Regions from separate parts of the Homo sapiens genome. Here region 1 is linked to region 2. The links are chromatin contacts, found by Hi-C or POLR2A ChIA-PET in ENCODE. All regions are on one chromosome and are shown on one strand. Each heading gives the region's core, a stretch centred on a gene start or an enhancer-like site at or near the end of the contact. The rest is flanking DNA. Distances are from core to core; before and after follow the strand shown.

What was found. A loop is a pair of places that touch in the nucleus more often than their neighbours do. ChIA-PET counts read pairs that join two places held with the same protein, here RNA polymerase II (POLR2A). Pooled maps may share reads with other maps.
Region 1: a loop to region 2 is called in a pooled map, with 3 times the contacts of the local background. The contact joins the promoter of FUZ here to the promoter of SLC17A7 in region 2. A Hi-C loop is called at or near these places in 1 of 168 maps with a recorded cell type or tissue (gastrocnemius medialis), 2 of 37 single-sample maps with no recorded cell type and 10 of 50 pooled maps. POLR2A ChIA-PET finds 5 or more read pairs at or near these places in 2 of 52 experiments (Panc1 and activated B cell).

Annotation. Positions count from the first base shown.
Region 1 is chr19:49,812,034-49,817,045 of GRCh38, reverse strand. It overlaps FUZ (fuzzy planar cell polarity protein), which reads left to right and starts at 3,754. Exons shown (of 11, transcript NM_025129.5): 1 at 3,754-4,050; 2 at 4,310-4,431; 3 at 4,711-4,795. The coding sequence starts at 3,940. RefSeq lists enhancers at 3,191-3,240, 3,451-3,690, 3,077-3,883.
Region 2 is chr19:49,439,125-49,444,466 of GRCh38, reverse strand. SLC17A7 (solute carrier family 17 member 7) reads left to right here and starts at 2,940. Exons shown (of 12, transcript NM_020309.4): 1 at 2,940-3,149. The coding sequence starts at 3,088. RefSeq lists an enhancer at 537-646.

The DNA of each region.
Region 1 (5,012 bases), core at 2,505-5,004, 370 kb before region 2:
TTGTGCAGGTTGAAGTGCAGTGGCCCAATCTTGGCTCACGGCAGCCTCTACTCGCACTGGAGCCACTCTTCAGCCTGTGGAGCAGCTGGGACCACAGCCGCGCACTACCACTTCCAGCTAATTTTTAAATTTTTTGTAGAGATGGGGTCTCACTGTGTTGCTCTGGCGTGTCTCAAACTCCTCGGCTAAAGCGATCCCAGGTGTTAGCCATCGTGCCCTGCCACTTTATATTTGTTTTAATAGAAAGAAACCTGACCAGGGCCGGACGCCGTGGCTCACGCTTGTAATCCCAGCACTTTGGGAGGCCAAGGCGGGCAGATCACCCGAGGTAAGGGGTTCAAGACCAGCCTGGCCAACATGGTGAAACTCCTTCTAACTACTAAAAATAAAAAAATTAGCCGTCCTGGTGGGCGTCTGTAATCCCAGCTACTTGGGAGGCTGAGTCAGGAGATTCTCCTGAACCCGGGAGGCGGAGGTTGCAGTCAACTGAGATTGTGCCACTGCATTCCAGCCTGGGCGGCAGAGTTAGACTCCGTCTCAAAAAAAATAAAAATAAATAAATAAAAAGAAACCTGACTAGTTTCACACAAACACACACACAAAATTTTGAATGGCCAGTAAATATTTTAAAACATAATCTTCGGCCGGGCGAGATGGCTCATGCCTGTAATTCCAGCACTTTGGGAGGTAGAGGCGGGCGCATCACGAGGTCAGTATCACTGGGCGTCGTGGTGCCCACCTGTAATCCCAGCAACTCGAGAGGCTGAGGCAAGGAGAATCGCTTGAACCCGGGAGGCAGAGGTTGCAGTGAGCCGAGATCACGCCACTGCACTCCAGCCTGGGCGACAGAGCGAGACTGTCTCAAAAAAAAAACAAAAAAAACAAAAAAAACAGGCCGGGCGCAGTGGCTCATGCTTGCAATCCCAGCACTTTGGGAGGCCAAGGCGGGCAGATCACGAGGTCAGGAGATCGAGACCATCCTTGCTAACACGGTGAAACCCCGTCTCTACTGAAAATCCAAAAAAAAAAAAAAAAAAATTAGCGGGGCGTGGTGGCGGGCGCCTGTAGTCCCAGCTACTCCGGAGGCTGAGGCAGGAGAATGGCGTGAACCCGGAAGGCGGAGCTTGCAGTGAACAGAGATCGCGCCACTGCACTCCAGCCTGGGGGACGGAGCGAGGCGCTGTCTCAAAAAAAAAAAAGTAATAATAATAATAATAATCACCAATTGAAAAGTACTTACAGAAAGCCTAATGATAAAGGTTTTTACCTTTATCATTTAAAATTATTTTTTATTGGGTTTCTATTTTTCTTTTATCTTTTATTTTTATTTTTATTTTTTTTTATTTTATTATTTTTTTTTTGACAAAATCTCGCTCTGTCGCCCAGACTGGAGTGCAGTGGCGCAGTGTCGGCTCGCTGCAGCCTCTGCCTCCCTGGTTCCACCGATTCTCCTGCCTCTGCCTCCCCAGTAGCTGGGACTACAGGTGTGTGCCACCTCGCAGGCAAATTTTTGTATTTTTGTTAGAGACAGGGTTTTACCATGTTGGCCAGGCTGGTCTCAAACTCCTGACCTCAGGTGATCCACCCGTTTTGGCCTCCTAGAGTGCCCGGATTATAGGCAGTGAGCCTGCGGAAGCCCTTTTTTTTTTGAGACAGTCTCATTTGCTGAAGCTTTTTTTTTTTTTTTTTTTTTGAGATGGAGTTTTGTTCTTGTTGCCCAGGCTGCAGTGCAATGGCACAGTCTCGGCTCACGGCAGCCTCCACCTCCTGGGTTCAAGCGATTATCCTGCCTCAGCCTCCCGAGTAGCTGAGTTTACAGGCATGCGCCACCACGCCCAGCTAATTTTGTATTTTTAGTAGAGCCGGGGTTTCTCCATGTTGGTCAGGCTGGTCTCGAACTCCAGACCTCAGGTGACCCGCCCACCTTGGCCTCCCAAAGTGCTGGGATTACAGGCGTAAGCCGCCGCGCCTGGCCTGCTGAAGCCTTCAAATCCATACAATCATATGATTTTACTCCTGTGTGCTTGGCAGGCATCTTTCCAATTTTATGAACACTTTCTTACATTACTAGTATGCCATTGTTACCTGTAACAAAATTAACTTCTTAGTATCATCCAACAGTAAGTGTGTAATCAAACGTTCCAATTGTCTCAAAATGTGTTTTTACAGTTGGTTTATTTGTATCAGGATCCAAACAAAGACCACACACATATTTAGACATTATGTCTCAAGTTTCTTTTCATCTAGAGCAGCCCCCTCTTTTATGCCTGTGTAACTAACATTTTAATAAAGTTGTAAGGAAGATAAAAGTAATCCAGAGAAAGGAAAAAAAATATCAATAGGCAAGAAGGAAGATTAAAATGGTACCTAGGCCAGGCATGGTGGCTCCTGCCTGTAGTCCCAGCACTTTGAGAGGCTGAGGTGGGTGGATCATTTGAGCCAAAGAGTTTGAGACCAGCTTGGGCAACATGGCGACACCCTGTCTCCACAAAAACTACAAAAATTAGCTGGACGTGGTGGGGGCACACCTGTAATCCCAGCTACTCAGGAGGCTGAGGCAGGAGAATCGCTTGAATCCTGGAGGCGGAGGTTGCAGTTAGCCGAGATGGTTCCACTGCACTCCACCTTGGGCGACAGAACGAGACCCTGTCCCCTCTCCCAAAAAAAAAAAAAAGAGAAAAAGATGTACTTTAGGAAGTAGGAAAATTAAAAATTATGCTAGAAAGATGGGCTGATCTGCAAGAAGGAAGAGGAAGGGAAAAATGAATCATAAATACTTTTGTCATTACAAGTAAATGCTGCCTGTGTAAAATAATAAAAATATTCATAAGGGCATTTTAAAAAGTCAGTAAAATGCTGTCCCAGCACTAGTTGGCTAGTCTGGAGGAGTTCAACAACCTAATGTACATCAATACAGAATTGGTCAAATCAATTTGTCACATCCATAAAATAGATTATAAAAATACATTATTAAGATGAAATAGACATACTTTTTCATGGCAAAAAAGAAAGTGTGGAAATGTTAGTATATTGATCATCTTTGTGAAAACGTATGAATAGTCTACGTTAAACTGTATTTTAGGAAAAAAATTGGGGAAGGGATTTTTCACATTTTACATGGTATGCTATCATGTATAAATTCATTACAGAAATGATATTATTTTTATTATTCTGGAAAATAAAGGATTTCCTTGTTTTCTTTTTTCTAATAACAAAAACAACCTTTTTTTTAGTGGTTACTAGGCAACGATCGCTGGACTCAACCACCCTCGAAGGTTGTAGGGGAGATGGTGTTTTTCTCGATTTCGCCCCAAGGAGGGTGCTCGGACTTCGACGTGCCGCCATCTTTGAGCAGGGCACAGCTGTTTACAGCCTTGGAATGGATATCAGGCTGAATGGTGGTTGCTTGGCAACGCCCCGCCACGGTCGCCATCTTTGAGTAGGGCACATTGTTTACTACTATATACTGGAAACCTACAGGGAATGTGGTTGCTAGGCAATGCTTTGGGACCATCGCAATCTTTGATCCGGGCACAGCTGTTTTTTCCGTTTAGAATGTAAATCATCAAAGCCTACAGGATGGTGGCTAGGCAACGCCTTGGCGCAGTCATCATCTTCAATCCGGCTTCTTGGTTCTCTTTACCTCCTCGGAGAAACTAGAAAGCTTTGCAAATTCAATTTGCCGCCATCTTTGTTAGGGGTACCGTGACTTCCGGCTAGGGCGGAAGAGAACCTAATGGGTTTGGGGGAGGTGCCTGAATAGGGTTTGAGGGTCTGTTTGAGTTGGGTGAAGAAGGCGGGAAGTTAATCCTCTTCCAATCAGCTCCCCATCTCGCCCTCTGGCGGCTCCGGACCACAGGCCGAGTTACTCTGATTACCGCCATGCTCCAAGACCCGCACTGACAGTCCCCACGTGAGGGACCGCGGTGGGAGTCCTAAATGGGGGAGGAGGGGACGGGCGGCACTGTGCATCTGCTGTGCCTCGCGGCCTCCAGCGGGGTCCCCCTATTCTGCAGGAGCAGTCGCGGCGGCGCCCCCGCCCGTCAGCAGGTGGGGCCTTGGACGCCTGTATCTAAACCGAAGGGGGTTCGGTGTTTTGACTCTGGGTCTTCAAGGCAGTAGGGGCTGGGGAAGTTTCAGTGTTGAATTTGTAGGACCGAGGAGGCAATGGACCAATAAGCCTGGTTCCCCAAAGAGGCACTGCCAGGTCATATGGAAAGAGGATGGGGCTGGGAGCTGGCACACTTGGGTCCTAAGGGGGAAGGGGATGGGGGGGTGCTCTTGTCTGATGTCCCTAACCCCTCCTTAGCTCCCGTTCTCTGTCATCGGTTCCCTCAATGGAGTCCACATGTTTGGGCAGAATCTGGAGGTGCAGCTGAGCTCTGCGAGGACCGAGAACACGACTGTGGTGTGGAAAAGCTTCCATGACAGGTCCCCAGGAGGGAACGTGGGACAGGGACAGGGCCTGGGTGATAGTCCCTGTTGAAGATGACCCCGGAGGCCTTCCAGCTCTCTAAAAGCAGCTGTTAATTTGGCTATGGGATCTTTAGCAAGCCAGTTACCCTCTTTGATCCCTGATGTTCTCTATAAGAAAGGCAGGTTGGTCTGAGAGAGGATGTATCTGGTGTTCTAGGATCAATGGGCGGACTCCAACATACCCCTTCCTGATTCCCCAGGCCTTGACTCATTCTTCTCACTTCCATTCCACAGCATCACCCTCATTGTTCTGTCATCTGAGGTGGGCATCTCTGAGCTGAGGCTGGAGAGACTACTCCAAATGGTGTTTGGAGCCATGGTGAGACTCACCAGTCCTCTTTTCTCCCCAGACCAGGAATCTGAGATCTCAGCATCCTTTTCCCTCAGACCTAGGAGTGCAGACCACCAACACTTCCTTCCTCAGAACCCAGGAATCTTTTGTTTGTTTGTTTGTTTTGTTTTGAGACGGAGTCTCGCTCTGTTGCCCAGGCTGGAGTGCAGTGGCTTGATCTCGGCTCACTGCAACCTCTGCCTCC
Region 2 (5,342 bases), core at 1,691-4,190:
AGGCTGAGGTGGGAGCCCAGGGAGGTTAAGACTGCAGTGAGCTGCCCCTGGGCGACAGAGTGAGACCCTGTCTCAAAAAGGAAGGAAGGGAGGAAGGAAAGGAGGAAGGAAGGAAAGAAGGAAGAAAGAAGGAAAAAGAAGAGAAAGAAAAAGGAAGGAGGAAGGGGAAAGGAAGGAAGACAGAGAAAGAAGGAATGAAGGAAGGAAAGAAAAAAGAAGAGAAAGAAAAAGGAAGGAGGAAGGGGAAAGGAAGGAAGACAGAGAAAGAAGGAATGAAGGAAGGAAAGAAAAAAAGAAAAAGGAAGGAGGAAGGGGAAAGGAAGGAAGACAGAGAAAGAAGGAATGAAGGAAGGAAAGAAAAAAGAAGAGAAAGAAGAGGAAGGAAGGAAAGAAAAGGCAGGCAGGCAAGCACAATGTGTCTGCAATGGGGTGAATTGTGAGGGAGGGGGAGAAAAGACGGGGAAGAGGTCAGGGTGGGAGTGACTTCAGGTAGGGTCTTTCCGGCCGCGGAACGGATGAGCGAACGTGGGCGCCGTGTCCACCAGAGGGCGCAACCTTTCCCTGCCCATCGTCTCAGAGAACTACATCTCCCAGCGGCCCTCGGAGTGCGCGGCCCTTCTCAAACGAGCGCTGAGGCTCAGAGGCCGCTGGGACTTGTGGTTGGGACGGTGAGCCGCTGGAGGGGGCCGAGTAACTCATTCCCAGGTCCTGAAAAAGTGTGCGGCTGAGTCCTTTCCTCCTTCCTCGGTTTCCATGGCGATGGTTTCGGCAAAGGCCCAAGTTTTGGCAGCGGCGGGGCCCGCTTCCCACTCCCTCCTCTTCACCATCTGCTCCACCCTCACACCTGGCCCCAAGCCGCAACCACCGCCTCCGCACCCGGGCCGGGGACTCTGCAGCCACTGGGTGGCGCGTGTGAGCGGCTCCCGCGCTGCTACTTCAGCCCCACGAGTCCCAGTTCCTACCTCCCTCCTGCCTCAGACCCGCAGCGTCCTCCGTTCTGGGGTCCCAGGGGTTTCTCAAAGCTGTGAGACCCAGAGACACAGCCAGTCAAGGCTGGAAGCGAGAGGCTGCGGCGGTCAGTGGCTTCCCGGCCACCCCGTCCTTGGCGCCCGCCCGACGCGCCGTCTGCTCCTCCCACCCCACCGCGGGCCGCATCATGAAAATTTAATACCAAATGCATTTGCGGCCCGACGCGGGGAGGTAGTGGGGAAAGGATCACCCTCCTGGGGCCTGGATCTGGAGGTGGACTCAGCGCCGGGAGATGGGCTGGTCTGAGGACAGGAGCGGGGCGGGACCCTGTCTGCGGGCCCAGGACAGGGAAGGGCCGGGCTCTACCCAACGGGGCGGCGCTGGAATTCCGGCGTGGAGACAGAGTTCGGTGGGCGGGGACAGATTCCGGGGGTGGGAGCAGGACTGGGAGGGCAGGGACAGATCCCAGAGGCGGAGGCGGTGGGCGGGGGACAGATCCCATGGGGCAGGGGCAAGACTGGGAGGGCGGGGACAGATCTCAGGGGCGGAGGCCAGAGCTCGGTGGGCGGGGTCAGATTCCGGGGGCGGAGGCAGGACTGGGAGGTCGAGGACAGATCCCAGTGGCGAGGGTCAGAAGTCGGAGGGCGGGGACAGATCCCATGGGGCCGGGGCAAGACTGGGAGGGTAGGGAGAGATCCAGGGGGCGGGGAGAACTGGGTGGGCGGGGACAGATCCCATGGGGCAGGGGTAGAACACAGAGGGCGGGGACAGATCCCAGGGACGGAGGCCAGAACTCGGTGGGTGGGGACAGATTCCAGGGGGCAGAGATAGATCCTGTGGGGAAGGGGTAGAACTCAGATGGCAGGAACAGATTCCAGGGGGCAAGGACAGAACTGAGAGGGCGGGAACAGAGCCAGGGACAGATCCTAGGAGAAGGGGACACAACTCCAACGGTGGGGAGAGAACTCAGAGGGCGGGGGCAGAACTCAGGTCAGCGACAGATCCTAGGGGAGGAGACAAATTCAGAGGGCGGGTGAGGATGCCAGGGGGTGCGGATCACAATTTAGGGGGCGGGACAGATCTCAGGGGGTGGAGACAGAACTCAAATAGAGGAATGGATCCCCCGGAGCTAGGGAAGAACTCAGAGCGCGGACAGATCCCAGAGGAGCAGAGAAATAACACAATGGGGAGACTATGGGGTCGCAGCTGGCACTGGCGGGGTGTGTGAAATATAACTGTGGGGGGCGGAAGCCAGAGGGAAGAAAATCGGGGTTAGGGAATGAAACTCAGGGAGAGAAGCAACAGGGAGGAGAGAGACGCCGGAGGGAGAATAGAGCTGGAGGAGTATGGGATTCAAAGGGGAAAGATGGAAACTAAGGAGGAGATGGAGCTCAAGGGTGAAGAACCCGGGTGGCGAAAGGGACTAGAGGGGGACGACAGGTGGATCGAAGTAGGCGTTGGACTTGAGGGGAAAGAATTTCCCTTGAATGAGAAAACAAAGAACTCCCTGGATGAGACTATTGGAACTGGGGACGAGGTGGGATGGGGATGGAATTGCGGGGTGGGGGCGGGGAGGAGTGAAGGAACTGGAGGATGAACGCAGAGGGAAAGTCAGAGAAGACAGGATTGTAAGGGACGCAATTAGGGGGAACAGAAGTCGGGGAGAGAAATGATGGGGATGAGAACTCAGGAGAGGAGAGAAAATCTGGGTAGGAGCCAGGGGTGATGGAACAGGGATAGGGGGAGTAGCCTGGGGAAGGAACAGAATTGGGGGGCGTGAACTCGGAGGCGTGAGTTCAGAACCCACAGGCGTGGTCTTGGAAGGCTCAGGAGGGGACAGGACGAGGATGAAAGGGCTGCGAGAGGGGGCGGGTCTGACAGACGAGGGGAGGGGCCTGGTGGGGCCGGGGCGGGGCCTCCCGCGCCCCGCCCCCGGCGCTGAGTCCTGTGACAGCCCCCGGGCCGCCTGCACTTGCAGCCTCCTTCCCCCCGAGCGGAGCTGCGGGGCCGGCCGGGCCGGGGCTGGACCCCGGGAACCCGGACGCGGCCGCCCGGGCCCGCGGGCGGGGGGATCGGCGGGGGGGACCCGCGGGGTGACCGGCGGCAGGAGCCGCCACCATGGAGTTCCGCCAGGAGGAGTTTCGGAAGCTAGCGGGTCGTGCTCTCGGGAAGCTGCACCGGTGAGCCTGGCGGGGGTCCCGGGAGAAGAGTGGGAGGATCTGAGGAGGATGCTAATTCCCACCTGGGCGCAGACTGACAGATGAACGGGCGATACCCCGGCATGGGGGTCCACCCATCTGTCCAGTTTTCTGCCGTGGGCTCCGACGGCGCTGTTCTCCCTGGTCGAGCCTTGTCCATTATCCTGTTCCTTTTTCTGCACCCCACCCCACCCGGCTCCACTCTCTCTGGTGCTGTAAATGCCTCTCTCCCGGGTCTCTGGCTCCTCCCCCACCACTTCTGGGTCTCTGTCCCCGTCTCTTTCTGGATGTCTCTGCCCCTTTTCTCTCTGGGTCTCCGTCTCCCTCTTTTTCCAGATCTCGGCTCCCTTCTCTCTGGGCCCCTCCTTCTCCCTAGATCTCTGCCTCCGCTTCTTTGCGTCTCTGTGCCCCTCTCTCTGGTTCTCTGGCCATTGCTCTCACTGGATCTCTATCAACTCCTGACTCAGAGTCTCTGTCCCCCTCTTTCTGGGTCTCTCCTCTTCCCTGGATCTCTGGTCCCCACTTCTCTGGGTCCCTGTCCCCGTCTCTGTGTTTTAATTCTCCCACCATGGGTCTCTCCGTCTCTCTGTGTCTTTTTCCGTTTCTGTCTGGCATGGAGTTTAATCTGCAGCTAAAGCGGATTGGGGCTCATAGCCCGTTGTCCTTGAGGGGGTGAGGCTGGGTGGAAGAAGTCACAGCACCCTGGGTCCCTGGGAGAGAAAGGAGTTAGAGGCCAAAAATTTCGGCTCCTGGGGTAGGACAGCCTTCCCAAAGGATACAGGCTGGGGCTGACAGGGACTCCCTCCCAACCAGGTTGATGACCCCAGTGAACCGAGTGTCCCTCAGGATAATCTGGACACCTCCCCACAGGCTCTCACCCCCAACCCCAGCTTTGGCTCTAAGTCAGATAAATTACTCAGCTGCGGAAAAGCCTAAAAATATATCTGGCCACAGTGCACGAAGGAGATGGCCTCATCAGCACCATGCCCCTGCCGCCGTGCCCTCAGGCCCTGTCCCCTTGGCCCACAGCCCTGACCCTGTGTTTCGCTGAGCTTCAGTCCACCTCGCTAGGCCATGGGGGTCCTTTGCTAAGTCTAACATCAGTCTTGCTTGCTGCAGATCACCTCTTAGCTCCAAAGTTACCCCACCCTCTAGTAACATGAGAGACAAGAATAAGGCTGGACAGAAGTGGGGGGAGGTGGGCAGGAGGATGGTGCAGTGACGGAGGTTGGTGGTGGAGGGGAAGCTGAGATAACCTCACCCCTTCTTTTTCCAATTTTCCAGCCCCTCCCCACCCTTTTTCTCGCCTCCTTTCACGAGTTTCTCAAAATACATCAGTGTGAAGTCAGGAGAATGAGAGAGAGAGAAAGAGACGTGCTGGTGGAGGGGGCTGGGGGGTGGCAGCGGGAGGGATGTATTCCTCAGGCCCCTCCCTCAGTCTCTGCCTCTGTTTCTCATCTGTGCTAGGGTTTCTCACAGTCAATCTCTCTGGCTCTCACTCTCTGAGTTACCTCTTGGGTCCCCAGAGACCCCCGGGCTCTGGCCAGGACCATCAGCAGGGAGTTTGTGCAGAGAAAAGCATTTGCTTCCAATGCCTGGGGTTTGCTCTGATGGTTGGAGGGAGAGGGGAATACCCCATATTAGAGACAACAGGTTGATCTCATTTAATCCTCTAGACAAAGATGGGGAAACTGAGGCTCCATTCTGGGGTTGGGGAGATCAGTGGATGAGTATGAGCCCCATGATTTGAACCCAGGTCAGTCTCCCTCCCAAGCCTAGAACAGAGCTCTTCCTTGAGAAGAGTGATGCCACAGCTGGTGGGGAGCTTCCTTGCACCCAGGGTGACTTGGAACAAGGACATGGGGGAATGGGATGCCAGAGAGATGAGAACCCAAGGTGCCTCCTTTCTGAGAGCCAGGTCTTGGGCAGGGGGATGCCGAGGGCCAGTAAGGGATCAGGTCCCATTGCTGTTCTTGTCTGTGACCTTGGAGTGCCACTTCAGCTCCCCGAGCCTCAGTTTCCTTAGTTGTACAATGGGAAGAGAAGAGAGAGCAGAGGGACATAAGGAGACAAAGACGTGGGGGAGTGGACAGAGATCCTGAGAGAAGCAGAGAGAGAGAGAGGGAGAGACAGAGAAGTTGAGACATCTCAATTTGGGGTAATGGCCTCCTAAGT